Regions from separate parts of the Homo sapiens genome. Here region 1 is linked to region 2. A link is an interaction called in ENCODE POLR2A ChIA-PET data of the cell type or tissue named here. Cell type or tissue: GM12878. All regions are shown on one strand. Links, peaks and the distances in the headings refer to the core of each region. The heading gives the core; the rest is flanking DNA.

Evidence for each region. ChIA-PET counts read pairs that join two places held together with the same protein. Peaks named below come from ENCODE experiments on the same cell type or tissue, not always from the same donor. Only the 100,000 strongest peaks of a DNase experiment are listed, where the experiment ranks them.
Region 1: POLR2A ChIA-PET joins it to region 2 with 15 read pairs; 11 of 35 experiments call an interaction of 5 or more read pairs at or near these places.

The regions. Positions count from the first base shown.
Region 1 is chr3:51,670,715-51,686,775 of GRCh38, forward strand. TEX264 (testis expressed 264, ER-phagy receptor) reads left to right here and starts at 538. Exons shown (of 5, transcript NM_015926.6): 1 at 538-574; 2 at 3,557-3,848; 3 at 13,699-13,920. The coding sequence starts at 3,591. It overlaps LOC124906237 (a long non-coding RNA gene), which reads right to left and starts at 391. Exons shown (of 2, transcript XR_007095907.1): 1 at 1-391. RefSeq lists silencers at 274-703, 15,834-15,883 and an enhancer at 7,911-8,669. In GM12878, for the core only: a CTCF peak has its summit at 11,566; DNase peaks (open chromatin) are centred at 10,913 and 11,557; H3K27ac peaks cover 2,050 bases.
Region 2 is chr3:51,512,976-51,529,036 of GRCh38, forward strand. All of the region lies in intron 1 of LOC105377085 (a long non-coding RNA gene), which reads left to right. Among named protein-coding and RNA genes, the nearest start is that of RAD54L2, 18 kb to the right of the region's middle. RefSeq lists a silencer at 6,918-7,212. In GM12878, for the core only: no CTCF peak of the experiment used is centred there; a DNase peak (open chromatin) is centred at 8,316.

The DNA of each region.
Region 1 (16,061 bases), core at 4,512-12,511, 160 kb after region 2:
AGTTTCTTCCGCGAGCCCAGACTGGGCTTCAGCTTCCTCACCTATGCCTTTCTTGGTTCCCAAGTCTGTTGCGAAGCCACAGTGAGAGAAAGTGGCAGGACTAAAGGTGGTACAAATGCCAGAGGCTGATACTGCTGTGCTGCGCCTCCCTAGGCTGTACAAATTCTCCTCAGCCCCAGCTCCCTGGTCCCCAGCCTGGCCCTCTACTGCGGGCCACTGGGCTGCCTCCCGTACCCGAGCCTGGGCCAGGCTGTCACTGTGGTGCTCCTGCCAACCCAGATGCCCTGGGGTGTTGCTAAATCAACCTCAGCAACCGGATAGTTTGTTGGAGGCGGGAAGGTACGCCGTGGGTTCCGCCGCAGCCAGCGCTGGGGCTAGGCACACGCCCGTTGCCATGGAGACGGGGCGGGGCAGGCCTCCGCCCTCCGGGTCCCGCGCGCACGCGCCCACGGCCACGGCCATGTCCCGCCGCGAGAGGGGGCGGAGCGAGCGTGCGCGGCGGGCGCGCGCAGGCTCCGTAACCGAACCCTGAGCCGCCTGCGCGGATCGGCGTCCGCAGCGGGCGGCTGCTGAGGTGAGGGCCGGGCCAGAGGAGAGGCATACCCACTGGGGCGTAGGTCTGGGACTCCCCCTGTCCGCCCTGGCGCGACCTCAGGACTCTCCGTGTCCCCTCCGTGACCCCCGCGGCCCGGGCCGCTCTTTGCATCTTGTCTTGCCCACAGCTGGCCTCGGCCAGGTCCGAGGGCCTGGATGCGACCTTGGGGCAGCCCCTACTCTTCCGGGCAGCCCACTTCCGCGGCCACCGGTGCAGGGCATGCCCCGGGGCCGTGGAGGTGAGGGAAAGAGGCGCGAGTCGCGTTTTAACTCCGCCCCCGTCCCCCAAGGCCGCGCCTCGCAGCCTGGGCTGCAAACTTTAGCGTCCTTTAAGTTACAGACGTGCGTGGGGCTCCGTGAGGAGGTGGGCGAAGAGAAAGGCTCTGAGTAAATAGGCAAGGCCCGGGGTGAGCAGGGGCTGGAATCCGAAAGTGGGAGGCGGCGGCCCCCCACCCTCCATAGTCCTTCCGCCCTCTGCTAGCACCGAAGTTTAGCCCAGGACGGGGGCCGTTTAAGGGCCCGGCCCTCCGCCGCCGCGCACGTGAGCGGCACCAGGAAGCTGGCTGGGCGCAGCCTTCCCTGAGGCTCGCTGGCACCGGCCGCACGCGTCCATCCCGGGCCTCTGAGCGGAGGGGGAGCCGAGGCTAGAGGGAGGGCGCAGTCTGCCCAAGGTCAGCGGCAGCGGCAGTTTCTGGGCGCCAAGTGTGATTGGAGTACTCCAGGAAGAGGGGCGTGACCAGAGCTCTAGCGAAGAGACCTGACATTGTAAAGCTAGGTTTGGCTTCTGATTTCCACAGGGGGTTTGAGAATGGGACGAGGGTGCTTTAGAGGGACCGGTAGGCTTTCCCTGAGGACGGTAATCAGGGCATGATGGTTGGCTCAGTGGTTATTTCCTGGGCAGGGGTGACTGTTCTTTCAGCTCCCAGCACTGGAGCGCTCGGCCCCTGCCGCACTGGATGCCAGCAGTTACTAAAAGTGAGCCTGGCATTTCAGGTGAGCTCCCAGACCTTCTTCCTTTTCTCTTGAATATAGGGGAAATTCACGTTACCTCTCCACGTGCCGACCAAGGCTCTGAGACCCCCAGGTGGGTTTTCTTCCCCCCCGCCGTTTTCTGAGCAGTTTGGGAAGTGAGAGGAAGAGAAAGGTAGATACTAAGTTTCCTTGAGGAGACAGGAAGTGTTCAGCTGAGATGGCAGATCAGGGTGAGGGCTTGTCATTCCCAAGGCAAGTGGGGGCCTAGATGCTGAGAGTTTTCCAGCTTTGGGCTCAGAGATGTCCAACAAGGATTTAATGCTTCAGGCGTTTTGGAAGCCAGTCACCAGAGAGGAGAGAGAAAGTGGAAATGAGGGGCTGGAATCAGACTGTCTGGGCTTGTGTTGCCTGCATTTTGGTCCACGTGGCTCTGTTTAATACCTGTGTTACCTTGGGCAAGTCTCTTAACCTCTAACTACTTGAACCTTTAGCCTTACCTACCTCTTTGGATTGCTTTGAGGGTGAATGAAGTAGCTGTGTTTCAACATTTAGACAGTGCCTGGCGTATAGTAAGCATTCAGTGGAAGATTTCTCATCATTATCAAAGAAAATTGGAATGAAAGTTACTGGAGACAAGATGAGTAGGACAGGCAGAAAAGAGAGAGATACTGATGGGTAGAAGCACAGATGGGTGAGACTAGTGGGCAACACCTCAATTTCTTGACACCGAAAGTTTAGAAATTTACTTTGCCTCTTTGTGAGCAAATACTGTGTGCTCATTGACTCCAAAGACAATTTTTTTTTAGCGTAAAATCAACACCCAGCACCCACAGGGAAGAAATAATTCCACAGAGCTAAGTATTCCACAAAGTTGCAGCGTGGCCTTTTTAGCTTCAAAACCTTTTAAATGTTAAATATTACTTTTAAATAATTGGGGTGGGAATGTCCCCCCAGTGGGTCACATGGCTCCCTTCCTCTTTAAACAGTCTTCTCTGGGCTGTGATTTTTCCCCCCCGCCAGGCAACTCAGGTCAAGCCCTCTGTGTAAGAGGGTTAGGCCTCTGGCCCCAAGCTGCCTGGAGAACTAGGCAGCCTGCCTTGAATAGCTCACAGACTGGCCTCTGTGTTATGTTCCTGGGACTGCTCTTGAACAGCTTCTTTTCCTCTTAGGGATAATTGTTACTTCCTCCTGCTGTGCGACTCCCCTTTTAGCAGCCTTTTCCTCTTACTACTCACTGTTTCTTCTGTGGGCTGGAAAATTGGGATGAAGCTTGTTAACATTGGTGGTTCAAGTCTGGGAAGCTTAGTGTTGGACTTTGTTCTGCCTGCTCAGGCCGCTTTGCTCTGGTCTTTCCTCTGGTTCTGGATGGGTAAGCTTGCTGGATAGCAAGGTCCCTGCAGGCCAGATGTACTTAGAAAAGGAGAGTTTCTTATGAAATTCTCTTCCTGAGGCACATTTTTCCTCACAAGTTTTTGTTCCTTATGGTTTCCCTGTCGTTAGTAAGTGTTTGGACCCTAGCATTTGCCAGTCCTCCCTCTGGCAGTCGTCCCTGAGGCTTGGGGAGGCTGGGCTGGTGGCGTGGCTCAGCTGTGGGGAGGAAGAGGTAATGTGGAGGAAAGGCAGGCTGGCTGGTATCTGGTACATCTTCGGGGAGACTTGTCAGGGCCCGGAGTATGTCTCTGGCTGAATCACTCCTGTGCCCCTCTGTGACTCAGTTTCCCCAGGTGTGACCAGGGCTGCCAGCTGACAGTTTGAGCTGCTCTGAGATCCTCACCAACTGCGATTAAGAAATAAAGAGGCTTGTGGCTTCAGTCATCCTTGTAGCTCCCTTCCAGGTCACTCTGTGTGTAAACACCTCTGGCCCCTCCCCTTTCTGGGTCAGAGCACCCAAGGCAGGTCTGAGGAGGTTGGGCCAGAACTGGTTGGCGGGCAAGTGGGCACATTGTCAGAGTAGGCTACCAGCCTCCTCTCCCTTCTTTCTCCTTTGCAGCTGCCTTGAGGTGCAGTGTTGGGGATCCAGAGCCATGTCGGACCTGCTACTACTGGGCCTGATTGGGGGCCTGACTCTCTTACTGCTGCTGACGCTGCTGGCCTTTGCCGGGTACTCAGGGCTACTGGCTGGGGTGGAAGTGAGTGCTGGGTCACCCCCCATCCGCAACGTCACTGTGGCCTACAAGTTCCACATGGGGCTCTATGGTGAGACTGGGCGGCTTTTCACTGAGAGCTGCAGCATCTCTCCCAAGCTCCGCTCCATCGCTGTCTACTATGACAACCCCCACATGGTAAGGAGTCTCCATGGGGTTCTGCCCCATGGATGGGCCTGGTGGGCCAGGGCTTCTTTGGGGAGGGTAGTTTTGGTTGCTGAGGAAAGGGTGGGAGAATCTTCAAGCTGGCCCTGCAGACCCCTCCTCTATGAGCTTGAAGCACCTTCCAGATTTAGCCTGGACTTCTGCTCCCGGCATCCATTTGTGGGCTTTCTATTTGCCCAGGTCTGGTTCCCCTTGCCCATGGCTACTTGTGGATTTCCAAATGCAGTGGACTATACCACCATGAATCCCTGGCTTCTGCCAGGACTTTGGTCCCCTGCCTCCTCTTCTTGTCATCCCTCCTTCCATCTCCATTTGGGGCCAGTGCTCTAAGGCCAGGCCATTCAGATTCTGCCCACTCTTTGGGGTTACATCTTGCTGTTTCTGTGCTTTCCATCCCTCAGCTCTTCTGCCATAGTTGTAGGCCCTTGAGGGCTGAGAGGGCAGTCCCTGGGGATGGGGCTTGGAATCTTACCTCTTCAGCCATTCTGATGCCCCTCAACCTGGTGATATGGCATTTCCTTAGACCTCAAGCTGGTGCTGGGAGATGGCCAAGGGGGCTAGTGGAGCCAGATGAGTTACTTAGAATGTTCAGAATGCTGAAGTCAAAAACTAATCCAGCATCACTAGCACCCTGTGAGCGTCTGGCTGTTCTTACAACCTATGGTGAGTCAGAGCTTGCTAATGTAACCTACTGCTATGCTATGGGGTGGTGCTGCCCACAGCTGGATGGGCTGGCAGCTCTGTCAAGGGTTCTTCAGCCTCTACTACTAAGCCATGCCAAACCAAGCATTTGGAATCCCCAGCTCTGATTTCCTTGCCTGGAGAGCTCAAGTGCACAAGTCCTGCAGTCTACCCAATGTGTGCTGACCGGCTTACTGGGGCACTAGTTGAAACAGGATGTACTGGTTCCCTCTCTGTGCCAGGTTCTACTCTACACCTACACTCTGGAGATGAATCAGACCTGGCTCTGCCCTCAGGAAGCTCTGTGTGGCTGACATGTCAGCCCCACATAAGTGATTCTCCAACAAGACACTGTGCTTGATGTCCACAGAACTTTGAGCTGTAGGTTCAGGGAGGCTGCCATGAGTCTGCTGGGGAGGCTCAGAGAAGGGGTAGATTTCAGCTGGGCCTTCTCATGTAAGTAGAATTTTGCTTTGTTGGGAAGGGGTACTTGGCTAAGAAAACTGTGACAGCAAGAGCCTGAAGACATGGGATGACCAGAGAATTGTGGTTAGTAGACATGTCTTGGGTGGAGAAAGGTGGAAGGGTTTGCCCAGCCAGGTGGTGGGGAAGTACAGCAGGTTGAGAAGAAGGATGTGGCACAATTTGCCACCTTTGTTTTAGGAAGTTAGCTGAAGGGCAGGTGGAGGAGGGAAGGAGATGAGGCAGGAGGCCGTAGAAGAGATTGGGCTGGGTCCAGGTGAGAGGCGACATGGGTTGGTTGAGGTTTTGCAGTCACATGGCCAGGAGATGGCACTAACTGAAGTTGGGAGCACTGGAGCCTGAGTGGGATGGGACAGACAGTGGGCTATGGGGAGCTCCTAGAGCAGATGTGTGACCCTCACCCCTTCAAGGGCTCCGTTGTGTAAGGCCCTGCCCCCCCTTCCACACCTGGCCCAGTCAGAGCCTTCTGCAAGAAGAGTCCTTGCAGCTGGCTGTCTTCTCATTGGCGTGTCTGCCTGTTCTGGAATCAACAGGTTGCCTCTTGGGTTGGAGGTGCTAATTCCTGGATGGGAAAGGGCTAAGGCAGCAGGGTACCCTGGGGTCAGTGCTGGAGGCTGGTCTAGGGAAGAGTGAGATGGAAGAAGCCTGGCATGGGATATTCTGGCCTGGCCACTGCCTCCTGCAGCTTTCCCAGAGATGTGGTGGACCCCATGGGGTGGGCCCTGGGTCTCCAGGGTTGGTTGGTCATAGTCTGACTAGGGTGCTTGTCTGGGGGACTGTGGCCTGAGAGCACAGCCTTGAGGCTAGCAGTCCCGAGTTCTGATTCTGTCCCATCACTGTCCTGCTGAGTGATCTTAGGCATATCCCATAATGTTTCTGAGCCTCTATTTCCTTGTCTGCAGAGTAATGATAAAATACCTGCTTCATAGTAGACTGAGAAGAGTTAAGTGATATAGGTGAGGCATTTACCCCAGCACTTAGCCCTCAACAGATGCTTAACAACAACAAAGATGGGTGGGAAAACCACTTGTGCTAACATATGCTGAGAGGTCAGACTGAGCAAACCTAGACCCTTGGCCTGGCTGTGGTCATTTGGGTGGCACAGAGGATGATGAACAAGTCAAGGTGGCCCTTCTGACCCTGCCCATCCCAGTCCTGGGTCAGTCCAGAAGACACCTGTGTCCCCATTTAGAGCTAGGTCACACTTGGCACCTGGGATGGCTCAGGGACACTTGGGTCCCCATTTACTCTTGGAGCTGGTCAGTGCATTCTCTGCCTGACAGAGATTGTAACAGGTTCAGGGAACCATGGACCCCCAGGCTTCAGGTGCTCGTGGCTATCACAGACTGGTCCGGAAGGACCTGAGGCCTCCTGGTCCACACTCCATATTATGGAGGGAGAAACAGATTCAGATAGTAGGAGAAAGGCACTGATCTCATATGTTTTTGTTTTCATTTAACAAATATCTGAGCACCTGCTCTGTACCAGGCTCTGTGTTGGGCACTAGGGTACCATGGGGACCAGGACCTGCCAGTGTGTGGGTGTTAGGAGCCTAGAGGAAAGGCCCCATCCTGGTCCTGGAGTGGGCTGAGAACCAAAGGTTTTTGTCCCCTAGGCTGCCTCCACCAGCAGTGTGCAGCGTGGCATGCTCTGGTTCTCAGAGAAAGAGAATAGAGGCTGACCTGTTCAGTGTCCCACCCCCACTGTGTCCTTCCCTAGCCCAGAGTGACAGGAGCCAGAACCTGCTTCTCTGTGAGTGTGGGGAGGCAGTGAGGCTGTGTCAGGCTCTGTGAGTGGGGTGGTGAGTAACCAGGTGAGAGGTGCCACCTGGCTTTAGATGCTGCCCACCCCATGAGGTGTGACGGACAGCTCCCTAGCCATGCCTCGTCCTGTCCTCAGCTGGGCAGGGAGTAGGCTGGTCCCACCTAGGCTGGGTGTGGACCCAGGAAGTAGCACAAGAAAGGGTACCACTAAGATTGGACAGTGGCAGTTGGTGTGGACCTGTTCATAGTAGCTGCTGCTGGAGCTGTTAGCCTTGTGCCCTGGAGTCCTGTATGGGAAGAGGCTGCAGGTCTGGGTGAGTGGTTCTTGTGAGGCAGGAGGAAGGATTCCATTCTCCATCCCTGAAACCCTTGGCATGGTTGGGAATGGGAAGGTGGGGAAGAAGTCTTTTGGGAAGTGGACAGACCCTGGCAGGGGCTCATGGGTGTACTCACCCACCTCAGAGCCCAGCATTCATGGAGTGTGGGCCATTCCTCTTCAAGGTATGCAAGGGATGGGGTATGAGTTCAGAGATAAGGATCACATGTAGGCGGATGTCAGTCACAGATCTCCCTTACACACACTGGTCCATACTGCCCTTGCATGACTGGGGAAGGGTCCTGACTAGAAAAACTGCTCTGCCTTTAGCCCTGCTTCTGCGGTGGGTGCTGGGGGCTTGGAAAGTGACTTCAGGCTCCCTTTTGGGGCCTGGTCCCTCTGGGAGCCTTCAGTGTTGGAGGGGAAGGAAGGAGCTGAGAGGACCCTGAGTGCCTCGCTTGATCCTGGCCAGCTCTGGCCTGTGGACAGGCCCTAGTGGCTGGGCTGCTATCACTGTGCCTGTGGGCCCATCCTGTCTGCCAGGCTGGCTCTCTACCTCCTGCCCCACCCTGTGCCACCATCACCTCTGCTGCTATGTTTGGGGCTTAAGCAACCTGCCTGCTTGCTTATATGGGGAGCCTGGCTGGGGCAAGATGGGTGTGGCAGCTAGTTCAATTTATGTGGCCCAAGTGGGCCTATATTTGCTGCTTACATCTACTACCTAGGAGGTGGTGTTTGCTCCAGGCATGGAGTGGGTTGGGGAACTGGTGGTACTTGCTTCTGCCTTTAGTAAACAAGACTGCCATTGAAGCCCCCTTTCCCTTAGTCCAATGAGAACCAAGGCCCAGGGCCACTAGGTCTGCAGGGGCCTGTGGTCATTTGGCTGGCATGACCACAGCCTCACAGAGGCTGGTGAGAGTTCTGATGTAGGCCTGTGTCACACTCCCTCCTCCCTCAGTGTGTGTGGAGAGAAGGCTCCCTGCCCTCCCTGGAGGCACTTAGTTTGGGTGGAGCCTGGGAAGGGGTGAGGGAGTAGGATTTCCCAGGACTGACCTCCTCAACAAAGGCAATGGGAATGTGGGCTGGGATGTTTCCTGAGGGCTCAGGCCGCCCCCTATCCTGGTTACTCCATGGTTATTTTCTGCCAGGTGGAGTCCAGGCATTTGCTGTGCAGCAGGTTAACTATGTGGGACAGGTCTGGAAGCACGAGCTCCTCTCTGCCCACTAGAACTGTCCTTGAGGTGAGGTGAGACGAGGTGTGAGAGGAAGGGGCTTCGGATTTGCCCTTCTGGGTTTGAATCAAGGCTCCACTGCTAACCAATGTGTGACTTTAGGTGAGTCACTTGGCCTGTCTGAGTATGTCTCCTCATCTGTCACATGAGGATAAAAGAATCCCTACCTCAGGGTTTTTGTTTTGTGGGGGCTAATTGATAATGATATGGCCCAATACCCAGTTCTTTAAATAGGTGGGTGTCACACTTGACATCCAGTCCTGCCTGAGGACCTCATGCCACTGGGACTTTGTACTTTTAGGGACCCTGCCTGCCTCTCTGGTTTAGTCCCAGCCTCCTGCAGGTTGTCTGGGCCATGTGAGGCGGCACAGTGCAGGGAAAAGCCATTGTGCAGCCCGCTTTCACTAGGGCCAATTTCCGGGACTCCTGGATGCCCCTGGGTTGTGTGGCGCAGCTCTGAAGCTGGTCTGCTTGAGTTTGAATCCTGACTTCAGCACTCCCTTGCTGTGTGACCTTGGCTGAATGGCTTGGTTGTCTGGGCCTTGGGAACAGGGTTGAAAACAGTACCAACCACAGAAGGCTGTTTGGATTTAATGAGCTTATGCTTGGAAGGCAGAGTCTGGGGAAAGTGGTGAGTGCCTGGTCAGATATCAGCTGTTTTTAGGATTCTGTTTGAAGGTGTAGGGTTATAGAGGAAGGTTCCTGAAAGGTTTCTAAGTAAACTCACCTTTGAGGGCTGGTATCTTGTTGACTCCTTTCTTTCCTCCCGAGCCTGAAGAATGAGGCTTGTCCTCTGGCCTAGCTGTCTGCATCATCTCGTGTCCTGACTGGTGCCTGTCTCCGTGTGCCTTTGGGCATAAGCTTCCCAGGGAAGTTGGGGGTTGGCGTGTTGACCTGTAGCACCTAGGAGGGCAAACGAGGTCCCGTATCAACCACCTAGTCATGGGCCAGTGCAGCTCGTCTATTCCCTTGGGAGTACAAGTGCAAATGAAGGGCCCTGCCTCTACTTTCCCCCTTAACTTGGGTAGCTCTGGGTCAGTGGGCTGGCATGGGAAGAGTAAGGGCAGCCCTCTGTGCCTGGGTTTGAGAGATGGTGCTGCTGTCCCTGTCAGGTTGTGTAGGTTGTGGGCCTGGGGTTGGCAGTTTGTATTAACCCTGAACCCAATGACTACATTTGGTCTGGGCCGCTGACACCATTTCTCATTCCTGCATCCTGGAAGATTATCAGTCTTGTCCAGTTCCCAGACTCAGCGAGGTCTTGGCTTGGCAGGGGCCCCGAGATGGCTGTCTTCGCTATAGCCTCACACAATAGGGTCGGCAGGGCACTGTGACACCACTCAGGAAGGGGCAGTGGGGCCAGCCTTGGGACTAGCTCGTACCTGGAAGCCTCAGGTTCTAAGCAGACTGCCCTCTCCTCCCAGTAATGGGACTCAGGAGGCTTTTCAGCCCAAAGGAGATGCTCTGGGGCCTGGCATGCCTCTGTTGTTTTCCTGGTACTCTTGCTTTGAGGACACATCCTGGATGGGCTTGTCTTTACCCCGAGTGGTGGTGGGTCTGGCCACTGCCCTGTTTCCCAGATGTGGTTCCTTGTAGGTACTAGTTCTGGTCCAATTCTTGTTCTGGGCAGAGGTACCCAGAGAAATAGCTGATCTGGGGAGGAAGAGGAGCAGGCAGGTAGGGCTGGGAGGCCCAGGCCTATGTCCTAGGGTTCGGCCCAAATACAGATACTCATTGAGCCAAGGTGGATGGGGTCTCTTGCCCATCAGGACATCCCAACCTTCTGGGCACTTGACAGCCTTAGTAGGCCTTTTCCCTGGAGGCGGGTCTGGGCTTTACTGGGAGGCCAGGAAAGCTTTCCTCTGCCACTGGATCAGCCTTGCCACTCCCTAGGTTATTTTAGGGCCTGTCCCATTTCCTCCTTGCTGGTGCCTTGTTCAGCTGCTTCCCAGCTTCAACTTTGCATGGGGCCACTTAGTGGGTGGTAGGCTTGCTGAGAGACCTTCTAGGCTCCTCCTTAGGCCAGGGCAGGGGAGGAGGTAGGAAGTGTTCTTACTTGTGGAATTAGGGAGTTGCTTAGCCAGGAAAGGAGCTGCTGTGCCCCACACACCTCCTGGATCCTGGGAGCCCTGTCTTCTTAGCTCCCTTCTTCCACTTTGACAGGAGCTCTGCCTTTTCTCCAGGTGGAGGGAGAGGAAGTTTGTTATGGTGCAGGGCTTGCTTGTGTGTGCATGCATGTACTGTCACTGAGCATGCCTCAAGAACTTTCTGTGTGCGCAGGATCCTGGACCTTTTTGCCTAGAGGCCTGGAGTGATGGAGAGAGATGGGGAGGCCATCAGTTACAGTGCAGCACAACACCTGCTCCCTGGTGGGTACTTGGGATCAGAGAGGAGGGGCTGCTTGGTGGAGAGCAACAGAAGGCTTTGAAGGGGAAAGTTGAGCTGAGTCTTGCAGGATGGGCAGGAGTTTCCCAGTCAGAAGGGACTCTGGAATAGGGTGAAGAAGGACATTTCAGGCAGAGGAAGTAGCTTACGCAAAGGCAGGAAGCATGGGAGGATGTGGCATGTTTGGGGAGCTGCAAATAGTTTCATGTGGGTGTGTGTGGGGGTGTGGCGGGTGAGGAGGCTGGCAAGGCGGGCTGGGCCAGAGCCTGGATCTGTCCCTCCCTCTGCCATGCAGACACTCAGTTGGTGCCTGCCCACCTGGGCTCTGGCCCCTGCTGGGGCCTGAGGCTGCAGAAAGGGAGTGCAAGGTGAGTGTGTGGGCAAATTCATGCAGTATTATGTGGGCCACTCCAAAAGAGCCTTGCCTATTGGCTTGTGAATTTAGTTTCATCCTAGAGGTAAATTGGGAGCCATTGAGAGGTTCTGAGCAAGATGACCACATGTGTTCTGGTGTCTTTTGGCTACTGAAGAGGATGTTGAGCTGGGAGTCCCATAAGGCCTGCTGAAGCGTTCCCAGGAAAGACCCTGGAACTCAAACCCAGGCAAGCCAGCTGTAGAAAGGAAGAGAATAAGTGACCTTTCATCCGTTTCTCCATATGACTTATGTAGATGTTTCTTTTGCACAGCACAGGTTGGTAGGGTCAGGGACATGAAGATAGGCTTTGTGGCAGGCAGTGTCTCTTGGCTTGTCAGCAGGAGGCCTGCCAGATAACTTCCTGCCTATCTGGTCATTCTCAAGTCTTGGCGTGTGAGTAGGGCAGTTCCACCATCTAGAGACAAGAGATGGTATTGCAGTGATCTCCTGTGCCTCTGGGTGGGGTGGGAGGAGCTTCAGGCCAAAAGAAGTGACTGTGTGCAAGGTAGACTTATGGAGGGCAAGAAAGTTTACAGCAAAATACTGGGGGAGAAGAGAGTGCCACTGAGCCACGCTGAAAGGCTCTTCAAGAGGGTATTTGAACCGGAAGGACAGGCAGGGAGGAGCTGCATATTCAGAGGTTTGGGTGGTCGGGCATTCTAGGCCATGGACAGTTGTTTGGACTGTGTCATAGCTACTAATAACCACAATTATGGGGCATTTGCTGAATGCTGGACCCAGGCTAAGCTCTCGTGAAGTTTCTTGTTTAATATGGCAGTTCTGTAAGTAGATATTGAGGAACTGGGGCTCCCAGAACCCAAGGGACTTGTCTAGAATCACACGACTCAGATTCGCACCGTGGCCTGCCTCTCTCAAGCTGTGTTTCTGACCACTACACCCGGTTGCCTGCTACTAAAGCTCTGAGCCAGGTTTGGATGCCGTAGGCTTCAAGGGGGCTGCAAGGGGACCAGAGCTGCAGACAGTTGAGGGTGACCGTTAGGGTCTGCTTAGAAGTGAGAGCCTGGAATAGGTGCCCAAGTCCCAGGCAAACTGTGACTAAAAGGAAGGCCTGGGTTGGCCTGAGTAGAGGAGGCCATTCAGGGCTGAGAAACCCCCAGGGGATTTCAGAGAGGGCTTGGAAAGGGCTGTAATGGGAGGGAGAGGTGAGAACAGGTAATAATGACTTCACAGTGCTGGGAAGGAGGGCTGGGGAGAGGAGTAAGTGGAGGTAGAGGGAGAAGCCTGTTTAAACTTAGGGGTCATCCCTGTGAAGGTGAACTGCTGGCAAAAAAAATTTTTTTGCGGTGGGTAGGGAGAAAGGAGCCTTTAGAGTTGAGCAAAACCCAGGATTGAGGGTACAAGGTCTGTGCTGAATCTCTTGGATTCAAGATCATATGTCTCTGAGGGCCCAGTCTGAAGGCTGGTACAGACTTAGGCACCTGGAAAGCTGACGTGGGAAACAGGTAGCAGTAGGTGAGACAAAGTGAGGCCTCTTGATGCCAGGAGGAGAAATGAGTACTGGGCCTTGCAGCATTCATTCAGTCCTAGGAAGTGTTGGAGGCTCACATAGGAGCCTTACATGGCTGAGGTTTCTGGGAGCCAGAGGAGGGAAATTAGGTAGGGAGGCAAGCAGAGTGGGAAGTGCAGGCACTAGCAACCTACAGAGATTTGGAGGGGAACCAGTGGTCTTGGCTTTTAGCCAGGAAGGGACTTAGGAAGTGGGATAGGTCCCTGGATGGGCCATGGGTTGCAGAAGAAGTCTAGAGGCTCTGGTGATGGTAGCTGGCCCTGCCAGAGGGGTGGGGAGGATGATCTCTTCACAGAATTTCACCAGCAACCCAGATGTCAGTGATCCCAATCCTATGTCCTGACAGGTGCTTCCTGCAGCCCCTCCTCAGCCACTTGCCAGGTCCTGACCCTGCAAGCATGTGTGTAAACACACACACACGTGTTCTTGCTTTCCTAGGGCATGACCGTGGAGGGCTCTGAGCTCTTTATTACCACTCCTCAGTTTTGCTCCCTTGCCTGCCATAATTTCTCTGCCTGTAAAGCCTGCTCTTCTCCAGGAGATAGGAGGGAAATTAGCTAATAGGATTTTGCTGGACCCAGGCTGCAGGATCAGCCACTGTACAGTTCTGCTGGTGGCCCTGGGGCGTGGGGGCTGACAGAGGGTCTTATGGTGGGGTGGAAGGGCCCCCTCAGTGGAGCCATGTGGAGGGTGATGGTTCAGAGGTCCTCTCCGCCCTTCCCTCTCCTGGCCTCCAGAAGGGCAGAGACCAAGTCTAACCCCTCACTATGATCCCTGGGTTTCCACAGGGCATGGCATGTTTGTTGAAGGAATAGATGAGAGTCCTGTGGTACGATGCCACAGGCAGGGGCCATAGGTGGGTTCCAGTAAGAAAATAGCTAGCTGTGTCCTGGTATCTGGGGCTGCATGGCTTGTCAGAGCTGCTGGTTCTTTTAGGCCTGATCTGGCACAGTCCCAGGAGGAAGGAGGTCTGAGGGCCTCCTTCCTTTGGCCAACTCTCACACCCATGCTTTGCTTCCCCAGGTGCCCCCTGATAAGTGCCGATGTGCCGTGGGCAGCATCCTGAGTGAAGGTGAGGAATCGCCCTCCCCTGAGCTCATCGACCTCTACCAGAAATTTGGCTTCAAGGTGTTCTCCTTCCCGGCACCCAGCCATGTGGTGACAGCCACCTTCCCCTACACCACCATTCTGTCCATCTGGCTGGCTACCCGCCGTGTCCATCCTGCCTTGGACACCTACATCAAGGTGAGGCACAGGCCTGGGGTGTGTGTGTTGGGGACAGCCAGGCCCCTTGGGTGGAGCTGAGGAGGACTGCCTAGAATGGGAGGAAGAAGTGGTTTTGGGAGAGCAGCACCCTGGGGCCCTCATGGAACAGGTACCTGTGGAGCTAGGAAGATGGGCAGAGGTTGTTGGCATCTCTTTCAGATGCCCAAGATCTTTTGGAAGCCGGAGCATATCCCAAGAGCATGGAGAACTTGTTCATAAATCTGATCTGGTTAGTTTGGCTCTGGCTTTGACCAAAGACATCCATAGTGCTTATCCCACACTCCTGGCTCAGATGAATGGACAGGCCACTTTATTCTCATCCTGCTGGAGGCCTGCAAAGCAAGGACCTGAGGCTCCCAGTGTCTGGGCAGGCCCCAGGTAATCATGTATTGCCCGTGGCCCTGCCTGTGCATGGGCTTATACATCTGCTCCCAGAGGCCAGGGCTGGGACAGCAGTGGCAGGCTCTGTTTCCTTTACTTCCTGACTTGGTTACTGGCAATGCTGGCAGCCCAACCTTCCTGGAGGAAGGAGAGCCAGTCACCTGGTCATCTGACGGGTTTCTGTGTCTACAGAAATTTTTTTAAAACTTGCCCTGTTACACATCCCTCCTCCCCTAAACGTTTTGTAAACTTGGTTGCTAGGGAAATGACCCCAGTTTGGGCTTGGACGTGATTGTTCATTCATTTAACTTGTATTTATAGTCTGTGTGCCAGGTGCTATAATGGGCACAATGTGAATGAAACGTTGGTGCATGAAACAGCCATTCACAGTGAGGTGGTGAAGATAGGTAATAAATATCAGACAAAAATAGGACGTGTGCTAGAGAAGGAGAGGGTGAGAAAAGTCAGGGAACCAACTTGGACAGAATGGTCAGGGACAGCCTCTCAGAGGAGATAACCTCAAGGCAGAGTCCTAGAAGAGCCTTTAGAGAGGAGATAAGAACTTCTAGTCAGAGCTTTGGTCTAAATGCAGCAGGAAGTCACTGCAGTGTTCCAACCAGGAAAATAACACAGTTGGAGCCACGTCTGTACAAGATGAGCTGTCCCATCTCTGGGCAGGGTGGGACTGGACCACAGATCTGGGACCAGGTGGAGATGCTTAGGCCTGGGGCTAAGGAATTAGCCTAGGAGGCTGTCATGAATCCCATTGTGAGTGGTGGCAGCTTGGGCAGGCCCAGCGGCTATAGAGCTGTGGACAAGGATGGAGATTTACAATCACTTTTGGGATAGAACTGATAGACTTTGGGTGGATTCACTGTTGTGGAAGGAGAGGCAGTGAGGGAGTCACAGAGGGCTCTGCTCCCCTCTGGCCTGGGCAGGTGGGCAAGTATGTAGTGATGCTTTCACTGACATGTGGGGAACTGAGGGAGGCCCTGGTTTTGGGGGGAAGGTAGCTATTTGGGCTATGTCAGGGGAGCTGCCTGAGATACATCTAAGTTGGGGGGTGTGGAGTCAGCAATGGTATGTGTGGCCTGGAGTTGAGGAAAGGCTGGGCTGGTGGATATATTTGGGGACATCAGCCTGTTGGCAGTATTTGACCTGGGAGGCTGCCCTGTGCCTCCCTGCCTCTGTGGGACCAGGTAGGCAGTGGACAGCCTGTGGCAGCAAAGGCTGCGCAGAGGGCGTGGCCAGTGTGGCAGGGGTCAGGGAACAGGACGAGAGTCAGTGGGAGTGAGAGCCTGGTACACTTGGAGGATCCTTGCAACTTTGTTCACCAAAGCAGCTTGGGGAAAGGGACACAGCGTTGATGATGGAAATGGGAGTTCAGATGTCCCTGGAGTCTGGTGTTGGGGCTGAGGAATGAATAAATGAGGCCCTGGGTCACCAGCTGTGTCCTTGGCGGTCAAAGACAGGTTTGAAGAATCAGGAGTGAGAAGACCTGGAAAGGGGAGGGCTGTCACGGTGATAAGGCAAGGGCACAGGGAGAATAGAGGGGAGTTTCCTTTGTGAGCTGGAGGGTGGTGGCCAAAAGGGGTGTGGGGCAGGATGTGCTTGCCTGGCTGCGGTTGGACTGGAGGTGGGGGCGGGCTGGCTGGTGGTGTGGGCAGGAAGGAAGATACCAGTGCCCTAGGCCTGCTTAGTGTGCTGCCTCTGGGGAGTCCCGCCCCATTTCATTCAAG
Region 2 (16,061 bases), core at 3,398-11,397:
CTGGCCCCGTGTATAACTTTAGATTCCCCCAAAACTTAGCTACTGATAGCTTACTTTTGACCAGAAGCCTTACTGCTAGCATAAATAGTCAATTAACACATATTTTGTATGTTGTATGTATTATATTCTGGTTTTTCTTTTTTTTTTTTTTGAGATGGAATTTCGCTCTTATTGCCCAGTCTGGAGTGCAGTGGCACAATCTCGGCTCACCGCAACCTCTGCCTCCCAGGTTCAAGCAATTCTCCTGCCTCAGCCTCCCCAGTAGCTGGGATTACAGGCATATGCCACCACATACCGCTAATTTTTGTATTTTTAGTAGAGACGGGGTTTTGCCATGTTGGCCAGGCTAGTCTCGAACTCCTGATCTCTGGTGATCCGCCCACCTCAGCCTCTCAAAGTGCTGGGATTACGGGCATGAGCCACCAAGCCCGGCCTATATACTGTATTGTTAGAATAAAGTAACTAAGGAAAATAAAATGGTGGCTGGGGCCAGGTGCGGTGGCTCAGGCCTGTAATCCCTGCACTTTGGGAGGCTGAGGTGGGTGGATCACCTGAGGTTGGGAGTTTGACACCAGACTGGCAAACATGGCAAAACTCTGTCTCTACTAAAAACACAAAAATTAGGTGGGCATGGTGGCAGGCACCTGTAATCCCAGCTACTCAGTAGGCTGAGGCAGGAGAATGGCTTGAACCCTGGAGGTGGAGGTTGCAGTGAGCGGAGATGGTGCCACTGCACTACAGCTTGGGTGACAGAGCCAGAAAGAAAAAATAAATAAATAAAAAAGAAGGAAAAGGAAATGGCAGCTCTGGGAGGCTGAGGCGGGAGGATCCCTTGAGGCCAGAAGTTTGAGACCAGCCTGGGCAACACAGCAAGACCCCGTCTCTACAAAAAGGAAAGAGAAAGAAAAAGTTAAGAAAATCAAGCCAGGCATGGTGACCCTCCTATAGTCCCAGATACTCAGGAGGCTGAGGCAGGAGGATCTGAGCTCAGGAGTTTGAGGCTGTATGGCAACATAGTGAAACCATGGCTGTAAAAAAATTAAAGGAAGGAAGGAAGAAAGGAAGGAAGGAAGGAAAGAAAGAAATTCATAAGAGAATATATATTTACAGTACTCTATTGATCAATATCATAAGTTTACATTATCTGTTTACAATGATGTCCGACTGAAATGAGGGGTAACCACAGCCGCAAACCTCAATTAAGGAATTCAACTTTTTCTTGTAATGTCATGACTTTTCTCTGCTTCTTGGGAGCGTTTCCAGCATCAGTAGTGGTACTTCATATGGGTCCCATGGTGTTATTCGAAGTTTACGGTATTGCACTTAACAAGATGAAAAATACAAGAGAATTGAGGGAGGTCACTTTTAGTGCTATACACAATTTACTGGAGAGACAAATCGCTCATGTGATAATTAGCAGCACATGATGTTTTAAGCTTCAGCTCACAACAGCAACAGGAAGTGGCTAGGAAATTATTGCAGTAGTACAGTACATACTACAGTTAATTTTATGCAGTTATGATTTATTTATTTATTTATTTATTTATTATTTAATTATTTAAGACTGGATCTTCTCTCTCTATCATCCAGGCCGGAGTATGGTAGTGCAACTATGGTTCACTGCAGCCTCAATCTTTTGGACATGCTCAATCCTCTTGCCTCAGCCTCCCTAGTAGCTGGGACTATAGGCACACACTACCACGCCCAGCCTGTGTGTGTGTGTGTAGAGATGGGCTCTGCCTACATTGCCCAGGCTGGTCTCAAATTCCTAGGCTCAAGTGATCCTCCTGCCTTAGCCTCCCAAAATGCGTTCATTACAGGCATGAGCCACTGCACCCAGCCAATTATGATTTAACACTGCATCTTTACATTCGTTCACATTTCTCTTGGCTGTAAATGGTGCTATATACAGTCTTTAAGTGTTTGTACATATAAGGTTTTGTTTTGTTTTGTTTTGTTTTTTTGAGATGGAGTCTCGATCTATTGCCCAGGCTGGAGTGCAGTGGCGCAATCTCGGCTCACTGCAATCTCCGCCTCCAAGGTTCAAGTGATTCTCGTGCCTCAGCCTCCCAAGTAGCTGGAATTACAGACGTGTACCACCACGCCTGGCTAATTTTTGTATTTTTAGTAGAGACTGGGTTTCACCATGTTGGCCAGGTTGGTCTCGAACTCCTGACCTTAGGTGATCCACCCACCTTGGCCTGCCAAAGTGCTGGGATTACAGGCTTGAGTCACCACGCCTGGCCTTGTAAGTTTTCATAAATTTTAACTTCTTATTTTATTTTATTTATTTTTTATTTTTTTGAGATAGAGTCTTGCTTGGCTCATTGCAAGCTCTACCTCCTGGGTTCCAGTGATTCTCCTGCCTTGGCCTCCCGAGCAGCTTGGATTACAGGTGTGCACTACCACGCCCTGCTAAAAATTTTAACTCTTTTTTTTTTTTTTTTTTGAGACAGAGTCTAGCTCTGTGGTCCAGGCTGGAGTGCAGTGGCACAATCTGGGCTCACTGCAAGCTCCGCCTCCCGGGTTCACGCCATTCTCCTGCCTCAGCCTCCCGAGTAGCTAGGACTACAGGCGCCTGCCACCACGCCTGGCTAATTTTTTGTATTTTTAGTAGAGACGGGGTTTCACCATGTTAGCCAGGATGGTCTCAATCTCCTGACCTCATGATCCACCCACCTCGGCCTCCCAAAGTGCTGGGATTACAGGCCACTGCACCCGGCCTAAAAATTTTAACTTTTTATAACAGATTTGTGAATATGTTATGGTGGTAAATGAAAAAATAAACTCATATCTACATGTATTTTATGCATTCATGATATAACTTTTTCTTAAATTTTAAAAATATTTCTAACCTGTAAGGTTTATCTGCAAGTTTTTTAAATTGTTGCACCAAAAATTTTTCCAATGTATTTATTGAAAAACATTTTTGTATAAGTGGACCTGCACAATTCTTTTTTTTTTTTTTTTTTTTAATTGAGACAGAATTTCGCTTTTGTCGCCCAGGCTGGAGTGCAATGGTGAGATCTCCGCTCACGGCAACCTCTGCCTCCCATGTTCAAGCGATTCTCCTGACTCAGCCTCCAGAGTAGATGGGACTACAGGCATGCGCCACCATGCCCGGTTCATTTTTGTATTTTTAGTAGAGATGGGGTTTCACCATCTTGGCCAGGCTGGTCTTGAACTCCTGACCTCAGGTGATCCACCCGCCTTGGCCTCCCAAAGTGCTGGGATTACAGGCGTGAGCCACCACACCTGGCACAATTATTATTATTTTTTAATTTTGTAGAGGCCAGGAGTGGTGGCTCATGCCTGTAATCCCAACACTTTGGGAGGCCAAGATGAGTGTATGGCTTGAGCCCAGCATTCGAGACCAGCCTGGGGAACATAGCAACATTAGCTGGTGTGATGGCACACACCTCTAGTCCCAGCTACTTGGGGTACTGAGGAAGGAGGATTGCTTGAGCCTGGGAGGTGGAGGTTGCAGTGAGCCGAGATTGCACCATTGCCCTCTAGCCTGGGTGACAGAGCCAGACCCTGTCTCAAAAAAAAAAATTTCTTTTTTTTGGTAGAGACGGGGTCTCAACTGTGTTGTCCAGGCTGGTCTCAAACTCCCAGCCTCAAGCCATCTTCCCACTTCGGCCTCCCAAAGTACTGGGATTACAGGCATGAGCCACCGTGTCCAACTAACCCTCACAGTTCAAATCTGTGTTGTGTTGTTCAAGGGTCATCTGTATATTTATAAATAAATACTCACGCATGCAGAGAATAGTGCCCATCCCATGGGGTTTGCAAGGATTACATGAGCTAAGGGATGTGAAGGGCTTAGCCTAGCCCAGATGAGTGTTCAATATGAGTTGGCTTTTTCTTTTATTGCCATCTCTGTCCCATGGTTCCCTCTCAGCTGCTATTCATGGGAGGGAGATGGTAGGAACAGGTCCCTCTTGCCCTTTATCTCAGTATGCTGAAGCATCAGAGGCTTTGTCACTAGCTCAGGCACATGGCTTAACTGGTGATGCTACAAGCCAGGCCTCTGGTGACAGTTACTAATCCCTGTTGGGGCCAGAATTCTGCACTCAGCCCAGACTTCTGAGAGGAAGTAAGCACCTACTTTGTGCCAGGTCCTATGTTCAGCCTTCAAAGTATTCTCTCGACAGTCTAACAAGGTAGGGTAGGCATTATGCTCTATTTTAAACAGATGAGTAAGATGAGGCCCAGAGAAGTTAAATTACACATTCAAGGCTACTCAGCTACAAGAACAGTCCAGGCAGAGTTTCTGCTCTCCTCTATCAAAAAGGAGGCACAGAAGTGAACATTCCACCAGCACCCCAAGGACACTCCCCGACCCCACAACCTCAGCAGCCTAATGGAAAGGCCACCTTGGAGGACTGCCTCTTCTTCCCAGGGGGGCTGGAGTAGCTTGGTGGTTCCACCAGGTCTGTTTGGACACTTGCCCTGGGGAAGAATGAGAAAGCATTGGCTGGGTGCGGTGGCTCACACCTGCAATCCCAGCACTTTGGGAGGCTGAGGCGGGTGGATCACCTGAGGTCAGGAGTTTGAGACCAGCCTGGCCAACATGGTGAAACCCTTCGCTACTAAAAATACAAAAATTAGCCAGGCGTGGTGGCGCACATCTGTAATTCCAGCTACTCGGGAGGTTGAGGCAGGAGAATCGCTTGAACCCAGGAGGCAGAGGTTGCAGTGAGGTGAAATTGAATCACTGCACTGCTGCCTGGGTGACAGAGCAAGACTCCGTCTCAAAAAAAAAAAAAAAAAAAAGAAAGAAAGAAAGAAAGAAAGAAAGAAAGAAAGAAAGAAAGAAAGAAAGAAAGTATCCCAATCCGGCCGGGCACAGTGGTTTACGCCTGTAATCCCAGCACTTTGGGAGGCCGAGGTGGGCGGATCACAAGGTCAGGAGATCGAGACCATCCTGGCTAACATGGTGAAACCCTGTCTCTATTAAAAATACAAAAAATTAGCTGGGCGTGGTGGCAGGCACCTGTAGTCCCAGCTACTCGGGAGGCTGAGTCAGGACAATGGTGTGAACCCAGGAGGCGGAGCTTGCAGTGAGCCGAGATTGCGCCACTGAACTCTGGGCAACAGAGCAAGACTCCGTCTCAAAAAAAAAAAAAAGAAAGAAAGAAAGTATGCCAATCCTCTCCTTAGGGGCCTGGGGCTGGGGCTGCTGGAGCGAAAGACCTGATTCTCCACAGACTCCAAGAGGTTTTCTCTTCCATTCCCCTGATCTCTCCCTTGCTCCTCCATCTAGCCACATTCAGTTTTCTTTTTTTTTTTTTTTTTAGTTTTTCTTGCTTGTTTCCATCATCATCATCATCATCATCATTATTATTGTTGTTGTTGTTTTGTTTTGGAGATGGAGTTTTGCTCTGTCACCCAGGCTGGAGCACAGTGGTGTGATCTCGGCTCACTGCAACCTCTGCCTCCGGGGTTCAAGCAATTCTCCTGCCTCAGCCTCCTGAGTAGCTGGGACTACAGGCGTGTGCCTCCCAGGTTCAAGTGATTCTCCTGCCTCAGCCTCCCGAGTAGCTGGGATTACAGGCATGCACCATCACGCCCTGCTAATTTTTGTATTTTTAGTAGAGATGGAGTTTCACCATGTTGGCCAGGCTGGTCTTGAACTCCTGACCTCAGGTAATCCACCCGCCTCGGCCTCCCAAATTGCTGGGATTACTGGTGTGAGCCACCATGCCCAGCCCCTTTTTAAAATTACTTGATTTAGGGCCAGGCGCAGTGGCTCACGCCTGTAATCCCAGCACCTTGGGAGGCTGAGGCAGGTGGATCACCTGAGGTCAGGAGTTCGAGATCAGCCTGGCTAACATGGTGAAACCCCATCTCTACTAAAAATTAAAAAAATGGCCAGGCGCGGAGGTACGCGCCTGTAATCCCAGCATTTTGGGAGGCCAAGGCGGGCGGATCACGAGGTCAGGAGATGGAGACCATCCTGGCTAACACAGTGAAACCCCGTCTCTACTAAAAACACAAAAAATTAGTCAGGCGTGGTGGCAGGCGCCTGTAGTCCCAGCTACTTGGGAGGCTGAGGCAGGAGAATGGTGTGAACCCGGGAGGCGGAGCTTGCAGTGAGCCGAGATTGCGCCACCGCACTCCAGCCTGGGCGACAGAGCAAGACTCAGTCTCAATAAATAAATACATAAAATTTAAAAAAAAATTAGCTGGGCATGGCAGCAGGCGTCTGTAATCCCAGCTACTCAGGAGGCTGAGGCAGGAGAATCGCTTGAACCTGGAGGCAGAGTTTGCAGTGAGCCAAGATCGCGCCATTGCACTCCAGCCTGGGCGACAAGAATGAGACTTCGTCTCAAAAAAAAAATTAAATTATTTGATTTAATTTAATTTATTTATTTGGAGACAAGATCTCTCTCATCCAGGCTGGAGTGTAGTGGTGTGATCTTGGCTCCTGCAGCCTCCACCTCTCAGCCTCAAGCAATCCTTCTACCTCAGCCTCCCAAGTAGCTGGGACTGCAGGCATGTGCCACCACGCCTGGCTAATTTTGGTCTTCCTTGTAGAGACAGAATTTTGCCACGTTGCCCAAGCTGGTCTCGAACTCCTGGGCTCAAGCGATCTGTCCCCCTTGGCTTCCCAAAGTGCTAGGATTACAGGTGTGAGCCACCACACCTGACCCAGTCCTCCCACTTTCAATTTAGGCCACCACCATCTCCCCAAAGGGGCCATTGTAGAGTTTCCCCATCCCCAGGCTTCTACTCTTAGTGCCCTTATGGTCCATTTAAATTGCAATTTGTCTTAGACTTTCATGTGGCTTACAAGTTCCCATGTGGCCCTGGCCCCATCTCCAGCCTTGCCTCTTTGCACCTTATCCTGGAGTTCCCATCTCTTGGCCTTTGCCTATGCTGTTCCCCTTGCTCAGAATCCTCTCCTGTATCTTTCACCCAGCCCCAACTTCTGGCCCTGGCCTGTCCTGTCTGTTCCCTTCTGTCCTTTACCTCAGCATAGGTTGGGAGCCTGCCTGGCTACTCTTGCCTCAATAAGGACCATTGTAATAGTATCCAGAACGCTTGAAGCTCCTATAAGCAAAACAAGGAGCCGATTGTAAGGATTGTAAAGAACTGATTGTATGGGGGTGTTCTTTAGACTCCACAGCCAACAACCCTAGTCCTTTCCTCCTCCCTCCTCTGGGACTCTCAGCCCAATGCTTTCTGCCTGGTTGCTTCATAGCTCCCTGCATCTTTGAAACTTGACTCAAAATCCTGGGATATAGAATAGAATTGGCCCACCTGTAATGAGGTAATCTCCCTGGGCCACTCAGCTACTGGTAGGGAACTAAGACTCACAAGACACACAGGGTCTCCAAGCCTCAATCCTGAGTGGGTAAGCAGTTTTACAGAGGGGAAGATGGGCTAAAAAGACCCCAAAGGTGTCTCCTATAGCTCCTTCAGGGAGTATTTACCTTGTGCTCCCCTCTTGCAGTGGTGTAACTACCACTGCCTGCTGCTGTTCTAACTCCTCCAATGGACATTTAGGCTTAGGACAGAAGCCAAGTGGTATAAATCCATCTCCAGGACCAAAATGAAATTTACCCAAAAAGTATTTGTGGGGTGAAGTGCAAAGAAAGCACAGAAAAAGGGCTGGCCTTCAGGTTCTTGGAGCCATCACAAAACAGGTCATGTTTGGGCTGGGCATTAGAGGGAGTAGATTTACTAGCTGGGAGGGAAAGATGACCCTCTGGCTTGAACTGGACCAGTCACACATTACTGTGCATCCAACCCATTGGGTGACTGCTATGGGATTAGGATAAGGCCTGGAAATGGGTGAGGAGTGGCCAAAGGAAGGATTTGACTCTTAAGTGTCTGAGCCAAATATTTCCTTTTCTGAACCCCCCTTCTCACAGGAGTTAAGGCTGTATTATAATTATGTTTGTTGGCCGGGCGCAGTGGCTCATGCCTGTAATCCCAGCAGTTTGGGAGGCTGAGGCAGGTGGATCATTTGAGCTCAGGAGTTCAAGACCAGCCTGGCCAACACGGTGAAACTCTGACTCTACTAAAAATACAAAAATTAGCCAGTCATGGTGGTAAGTGGCTGTAATCCCAGCTACTCAGGAGGCTGAGGCAGGAGGATCGCTTGAACCCAGGAGGTGGAGGTTGCAGTGAGCCGAGATTGTGCCACTGCACTCCAGCCTGGGCAATGGAGTGAGACTCCATCTCAAAAAAATGAAATTATGTTTCTGCACCTGTTTCTCCCAGGGGCCTTAGGGACTGTGAGGTTTTCATCTCTGTATAACAAATCCCCTGGGTCTGTTGGGTGAAACTGAATCACCAGATGGTGAATGTGTGGGCAGTAGCAACCCTAATAACCTTTTCAATACATGCTCACAGAAGCCAATCCTTGTCCAGATTTTAGGGCTACTGCAGTAGACTGACCTGGTCCCATCTGGAGCAATCAGACACAATTCCAGTAAGAATGGGATGCTACAATCTAGATAACTGCAAAAGTGCAGCTCAGTCTGGGGAACCCAGCTTACCTTATGTAATTGCTTTTTTTTTTTCGAGACAGGGTCTTGCTATGTTGCCCAGAGTACGGTGGCATAATCAAACCTCACTTCAGCCTCAAACTCCTGGGCTCAAGCAATCCTCCCATCTCAGCTCCCCCAAGTAGCTGGGACTACAGATGTGCACCATCACACCCAGCTATTATTTTTATTTTTGGTAGAGATGGGGTCTCACTATGTTGCCTAGGCTGGTCTTGAACTTCTGGGCTCAAGGGATCCTCCTGCCTCAGCCTCCGAGAGTGCTGGGATTATAGGCATGAGCCACCATACTTGGCCCATTTAGCACTTTAAAAAGTGTTTATAGGCCATTTCCCAATTTCTCGCCACTGTAAGCATGTTATTCCTGTTTTACAGATGAAGAACCTAGCTCAGGGAGGTTAAGTAGTTTGACCAATGTCACAAAGCATGTGAAAAAAGCTAGTCCCTCCCTCCCATCCCTAAGGAAGATCCTTTCATTGCTTTGAGGGAGTTATGGCCCCTCCTAAACATCCTAAGTTCTCTCCAGACCTCAGAGCCTTATCAGTGGGAATCATTGCCCTTTCCTTCCTCAGAGAAACAGAAATTGTGTGCCTGCTATGCAGAAGGCATCGTCCCTCCTCCCTTACAAACACCTGCTCTCAGAAAAACACCAGCACCAGCATAGTGAGACCTCGTCTCTACAAAAAAAAAAAAAAATTAGCCAGATGTGGTGCTGCACACCCGTAGTTCCAGGTACTCAGGAGGTTGAAGAGAGAGGATCAATTGAACCCAAGAGGTCAAGCCTGCAGTGAGCTATGATCATGCCACTATACTCCGGCCGGGGTAATGAAGACCCTGTCTCTGGAAGAAAGAAGGAAAGAAAGAAAGAAAGAACGAGTGAGAGAGAGAGAGAAAGGAAGGAAGGAAGGGAGGGAGGGAGGGAGGGAGGGAGGGAGGGAAGGAGAGAGAAAGCACCAGCATAACAGTCATTTACCTCTGAAGTAAGTAAAGTAAATGCACCTACTTTCTCACTGTGTAACATATGCTTTATTTGAATTCACAGATCTGGGTTCAGTTTATGGTTCCACCAGTTACTGGCTGTAAGATCTCAGGTAGCTCAATCACTCTGAGCTTCAGTTTCCTTTTCTTTAAAACTATGGTAAAATTCATATAACATAAAGTCATTTTAAATGAGGAATTAGGTGGCATTCAGTACATTCACAGTGTTATGCAACCACCACCTTATCTAGTTTATTTCTTTTTTGAGACGGAGTCTCACCCTGTCGTCCAGGCTGGAATGCAATGGCGCAATCTCGGCTCACTGCAACCTCCACCTTCTAGGTTCAAGCGATTCTCCTGCCTCAGCCTCCCAAAAAAAAGTAGATGATATTACAGGCATGCACCACCGGGCCTGGCTAATTTTTTTGTACCTTTAGTAGAGACAGGGTTTCGCCATATTGACCAGGCTGATCTTGAACTCCTGACCTCGTGATCTGCCTGCCTTTGCCTCCCTAAGTGCTGGGATTACAGGCGAGAGCCACTGTGCCTGGCTTTTTTTTTTTTTTTTTTGAGGAGTCTTGCTCTGTCCCCCAGGCTGGAGTGCAGTGGCGTGATCTCGGCTCACTGCAACCTCCGCCTCCCGGGTTCAAATAATTATCCTGTCTCAGCTTCCCGAGTAGCTGGGAGAATAGGCCCACGCCACCATGCCTGGCTTTTTTGTATTTTTAGTAGAGATGGGGTTTCACCATACTGGTCAGGCTGGTCTCGAACTCCTGACCTCAGGTGATCCAACTGTCTCGGCCTCCCAAAGTGCTGGGATTACAGTCATGAGCCACTGCTCCAGCCTCTATCTAGTTTCAAAACATTTTCATCACCCCAAAATAAAATCCTGTACACGTTTTTTGTTTTACATTTTTAAAATTTAATTTAAATTTTAATTTTTTTGAAACAGGATCTTGCTCTGTCACCCAGAGTGGAGTGCAGTGGTAAGATTACAGCTCACTGCTGTCTCAAACTCCTGGGTTCAAGTGACTTTCCCACCTCAGCCCCAAAATAGCTGAGAGTACAGGCACGTGCCACCACATGTGGCTAATTTTTAATTTTTTTTTTTTTTTTTTTTTTGAGACAGAGTCTTGCTCTGTCACCCAGGCTGGAGTGTAGTGGCAAAATCTCGGCTCACTGCAAGCTCCGCCTCTCGGGTTCACACCATTCTCCTGCCTCAGCCTCCTGAGTAGCTGGGACTACAGGTGCCCACCACCATGCCCAGCTAATTTTTTGTATTTTTAGTGGAGACGGGGTTTCACTTGTTAGCCAGGATGGTCTCGATCTCATGACCTCGTGATCTGCCTGCCTCAGCCTCCCAAAGTGCTGGGATTACAGGCGTGAGCCACCGCGCCCTGCCAATTTTTAAATTTTTTGTAGAGATAGGCCAGGCTGGTCTTGAACCCTTGGGCTCAGGTTTTCCTCCCACCTCGGCATGAGCCACTGCATCCAGCACTTTTCACTTTTTGGATAATGTCTGTGATTTCCCAACCTTTAAATTTTGATAAAGTCCAATTTATCTATTTTTATAATGCTTTTTTTTTTGAGATGGAATTTTGCTATTCTTGCCCAGGCTGGAGTGTAATGGTGCGATCTTGGCTCACTGCAACCTCTGCCTCCCAGGTTCAAGCGATTCTCCTGCCTCAGCCTCCTGAGAAGCTGGGATTACAGGTGTGTGCTACCATGCCCGGCTAATTTTGTATTTTTAGTGGAGATGGGGTTTCTCCATGTTAGTCAGGCTGTTCTCCAACTCCCGACCTCAGGTGATCTGCCCACCTCGGCCTCCCAAAGTGCTGGGATTACAGGCGTGAGCCACTGCCCCCAGCCTTTATAATGCTTTTTTATTGTGACAAAATATATGTTACAAAATTTACTTTAGATTTTTTTTAAATTTTTTTTATTTTTATTAATTTTTTTTTTAGACAGAGTCTCTCTCTGTTGCCCAGGCTGGAGTGCAATGGCGAGATCTTGGCTCACGGCAACTTACGTCTCCCAGGTTCAAGCAATTCTCCTGCCTCAGCCTCCTGAGTAGCTGGGACTACAGGTGCACACCACCATGCCCGGCTAATTTTGTATTTTGGTAGAGACAGGGTTTCACCACGTTGGTAGGACTGTTCTCAAACTCCTGACCTCAGGTGATCCACCCACCTCGGCCTCTCAAAATGCTGAGATTACAGGCGTGAGCTACTGAACCCAACTCATTTTAGCTATTTTTATTCATTTATTTATTTTTCTCAAGAGGGAGTCTTGTTCTGTTCCCCAGGCTGGGGTGCAATGGTGCGATCTCGGCTCACTGCAACCTCTGCCTCCTGGGTTCAAGCGATTCTCCTGCCTCAGCCTCCTGAGTAGCTGGGACTACAGGCACGTGCCACCATCCCTGGCTAACTTTTTGTATTTTTAGTAGAGTCGGGGTTTCACCGTGTTGGCCAGGCTGGTCTCAAACTCCTGACCTCGTGATCTGCCCACCTTGGCCTCCCAAAATGCTGGGATTACAGGTGTGAGCCACCATGTTCAGCCCATTTTACCTATTTTTAAGTGTACAGTTTAGTGGCGTTACATTCATATTGTGCAATCATCATCACCATCCATCTCCAGAACTTTTTCATCTTCTCAAACAAAGTCTGTACCTATTAAAGAATAACTGCCCATTCCCCACTCCCTATGGCCTCTGGCAACCACCATTGTACTTTCTGTCTCTATAAAATTGACTATTCCAGGTACTTCATATAAGTCGAATATATAATATTTGTCCCTTTTATGTCTGGCATAATTAACTTAGCATAATGTCTTCAAGGTTCACCCATATTATAACATGTGTCAGATTTTCCTTTCCTTTACAGGCTGAATAATAGTCCATCAATTTATACACCACATTTTGTTTATTCGTTTATCTGTCTGTGGACACTTGGGTTGCTTCTACTTTTTAGCTATGGTGAATTATGCTGCCATGAACATGAATGTACAAATATCTGTTCAAGGCCTGCTTTTGTTTCTTTTGGATATATATCCAGAAGTGGAATTACAGTAATGCTATGTTTAATTTTTTGAGAAATGGCCATACCGTTTACAGAGTTGCTGTAGTTTTTACATCTCTACCAGCAAGACACAAAGTTTCCAGTTTCTCCACATTCTTACTAAGAATTGTTATTTTCTGTTTTTTAAAAAATAACATCCTATACTTAAAAACATCCATCCTAATAAATGTGAAGCAATATCTTACTGTAGTTTTTATTTTTATTCCCTATTTAGTGATGTTGGACATCCTTCCCCATGTTTATTGGCCATTATATAGCTCCTCTTTGGAGAAATGTCCAAATTCTTTGCCCACTTTTGAATCAGGTGTTTGTTGTTGTTGTTTAATTGTAGAAGTTCTTTCTGTCTTTATTTATTTATTTCTAGAGGTGGGGTCTCACTCTGTTGTCCAGGCTGAAGTGCAGTGGCACAATCATAGCTCACTGCAGCCTCCAACTCCTGGGCTGAAGTTATCTGATCTTCCAACCTCAGCCTCCCAAGTAGCTGGGACTACAGGTGTGCACCATCATACCCAGCTTTTTTTTTTTTTTTTTTAACTTTTTGAGAGCTGGGATCTCACTATGTTGCTGAGGGTATGTTATTCGTGGGCTCAAGCTATCCTCCTGCCTCAGCCTCCTGAGTAACTGGGATTACAGCTGTAAGCCACCATGCCTGGCTCCTGCAGAAGTTCTTTATATATTCCAGATACCAATCCCTTATCAGATATATAACTTGCAATATTTTCTCCCATTCCATAGGTTGCTTTTTCACTCTGTTAATAGTGTCCTTTGATGCACACAAATTTTTAATGATGAAGTCCAACTTATCTATTTTATTTTGTTGCTTGTATTTTTGTTGTCATTTCCAAGAAATCATTGCCAAATCAATATCCCGAAGCTTTCCCTTCTATATTTTCTTCCAAGAGTTTTACAGTTTTCACTCTTACGTTTAGGTTTTTATGCATTTTTACTTAATTTTTGTATATAGTGTAAGCTGGGGGTCCAACTGCATTCTTTTGTATGAGGATAGCCAATTTTCCCAGCAACACTGGTTGAAAAAACTGTCTTTTGACCATATATGGAAGGATTTACTTCTGGGATCTCTATTCCATTTCATTAGTCTATAAGGTGTTCTTTGTGCCAGTACCACACATTTTTAATTACTGTAGCTTTATAGTTAGTTTTGAAATCAGCAAGTGTGGGATCTCCAACATTGTTCTTCATTTTCAAGATTGTTTTGGGTATTTGGGGATCTCTGGAGAGTTCACATGAATTTTTGGATGGGTTTTTCTATTTCTGCAAAAAATGTTATTGGAATTTGATAGGGATTGCATTGAATCTGTTGATCACTTTTGGTAATATTGCCATCTTAATAACATCAAGTCTTTCAATCCATGAACACAGGATTTTTATTTGTGTCTTTATTTCAGCAGTTTTATAGTTTTCTGTATACAAGTCTTTTGTCTCCTTAGTTAAGTTTATTCCTAAGTATTTTTTTCTTTTTGCAATAGGGTCTTACTTCTTTTTTTTTTTTTTTTTTTTTTGAGATGGAGTCTTGCTCTGTCGCCCAGGCTGGAGTGCGATGGCGCAATCTTTGCTCACTGCAACTTCTGCCTCCCAGGTTCAAGCAATTCTCCTGCCTCAGCTCCTGAGTAGCTGGGATTATAGGCGTGTGCCACCATGCCCGGCTAATTTTTGTATTTAGTAGAGATGGGGTTTCACCATGTTGGTCAGGCTGGTCTCGAACTCCTGACCTCGTGATCTGCCCACCTCTGCCTCCCAAAGTGCTGGGACTACAGGCGTGAGCCACTGCACCCGGCCAATAGGGTTTTACTTCTTTGCCCAGGCTGGAGTGCACTGGCATGGCCATAGCTCACTCTGGGGCTCAAGCGATCCTCTCACCTCAGTCTCCCGAGAAGCTGACTAGCTAAGATTATAGACATTTGCCACTTGGCTACTTTTTAAATATTTTCATGGAGACAGGGTCTCGCTATGTTGCCCAGGCTGGTCTCAAACTCCTCACCTCAATCAATTCTCCTGCCTTGGCCTCCCAAAATCAGGCATGAGCCACCATGCCTAGCCTAGTTTGTTCTTTTTGATGCTATTGCAAATGGAATTATTTTCTTTCTTTTTCTCTCTCTTTTTTTTTTTTTTTTTTTTTTTGATATGGAGACTCACCCTGTCACCCAGGCTGGAGTACAATGGGTCAATCTCAGCTCACTGCAACCTCTGCCTCCCGGGTTCAAGTGATTCTCCTGCCTCAGCCTCCTGAGTAGCTAGGATTACAGGTGCCTGCCACCATGCTTGGCTAATTTTTGTATTTTTAGTAGAGACAGGGTTTCAACATGTTACCCAGGCCGGTCTCCAACTCCTGACCTCAAGTGATCTGCCTGCCTTGGCCTCCCAGTGTGCTGGGATTACAGGTGCAAGCCACTATGCCTGGCCTATTTTCTTAATTTCCTTTGAATTGTTCGTTGTTAGTGTACAAAAATTCAACTGAGTTTTTAAGTTGTTTTTTTTAATTATTTTTTAGAGACAGTGTCTCATTGTTGTGTCCAGGCTGAACATGAACTCCTGGTCTCAGGCAATCCTCCTGCCTCAGCCTCATGAGTTTGAGGGATTATGGACGTGTGCCACTGAACCTGGCTTCAACTGATTTTTGTGAGTTGATTTTGTTTTTGTTTTGAGACAGAGTTTCGCTCTTGTTGCCCAGGCTGGAGTGCAATGGGCAATCTCGGCTCACGGCAGCCACTGCCTCCTGGGTTCAAGCAATTCTGCTACCTCAGCCTCCCAAATAGCTGGGATTACAGGCGTCCGCCACCATGGCTGGCTAATTTTTTGTATTTTTAGTAGAGACGGGGTTTCACCTTGTTGGCCAGGCTGGTCTTAAACTCCTGACCTCAGGTGATCTACCCGCCTTGGCCTCCCAAAGTGCTGAGATTACAGACTTGAGCCACTGCACCCAGCCTGTGTGTTGATTTTGTATTCTGCAACCTTGCTGCCTTTATTAGTTCTGACACATATTTTTTTTTTTGGTAGACTCTGTAGGTTTTCTACATATAAAATCATGTCAGCTGGCTGGGTGTGGTGGCTCATGCCTGTAGTCCCAGCACTTTGGAAGGGTGAGGCAAGGCAAGAATATCACTTGAGGCTGGGAGTTCTGAGACCAGCCTGGGCACATAGTGAGACCCTTTCTCTACAAAAAAAACAAAACAAAAAAAAAAAAACCTGATATACCTATAGTCCCAGCTACTCTGGAGGCTGAGGCAAGAGGACTGCTTGAGTTTCCTGGAGTCCCAGGCTGCACTTAGCTATGATTGCATCACTGCACTCTAGCCTGGGCAACAAAGTGAGACTCTGTCTCTAATAAATAAAGAAATAAATAAAAAATCATTGGCCATCTGAAAATAGAGATAATTTTACTTTTTCCTTTCCAATTTGGATTTGTTATATTTCTTTTTCTTGCCTAATTGCTCTGGCTAGGATTTCCAGAACTATGTTAAAAAGAAGC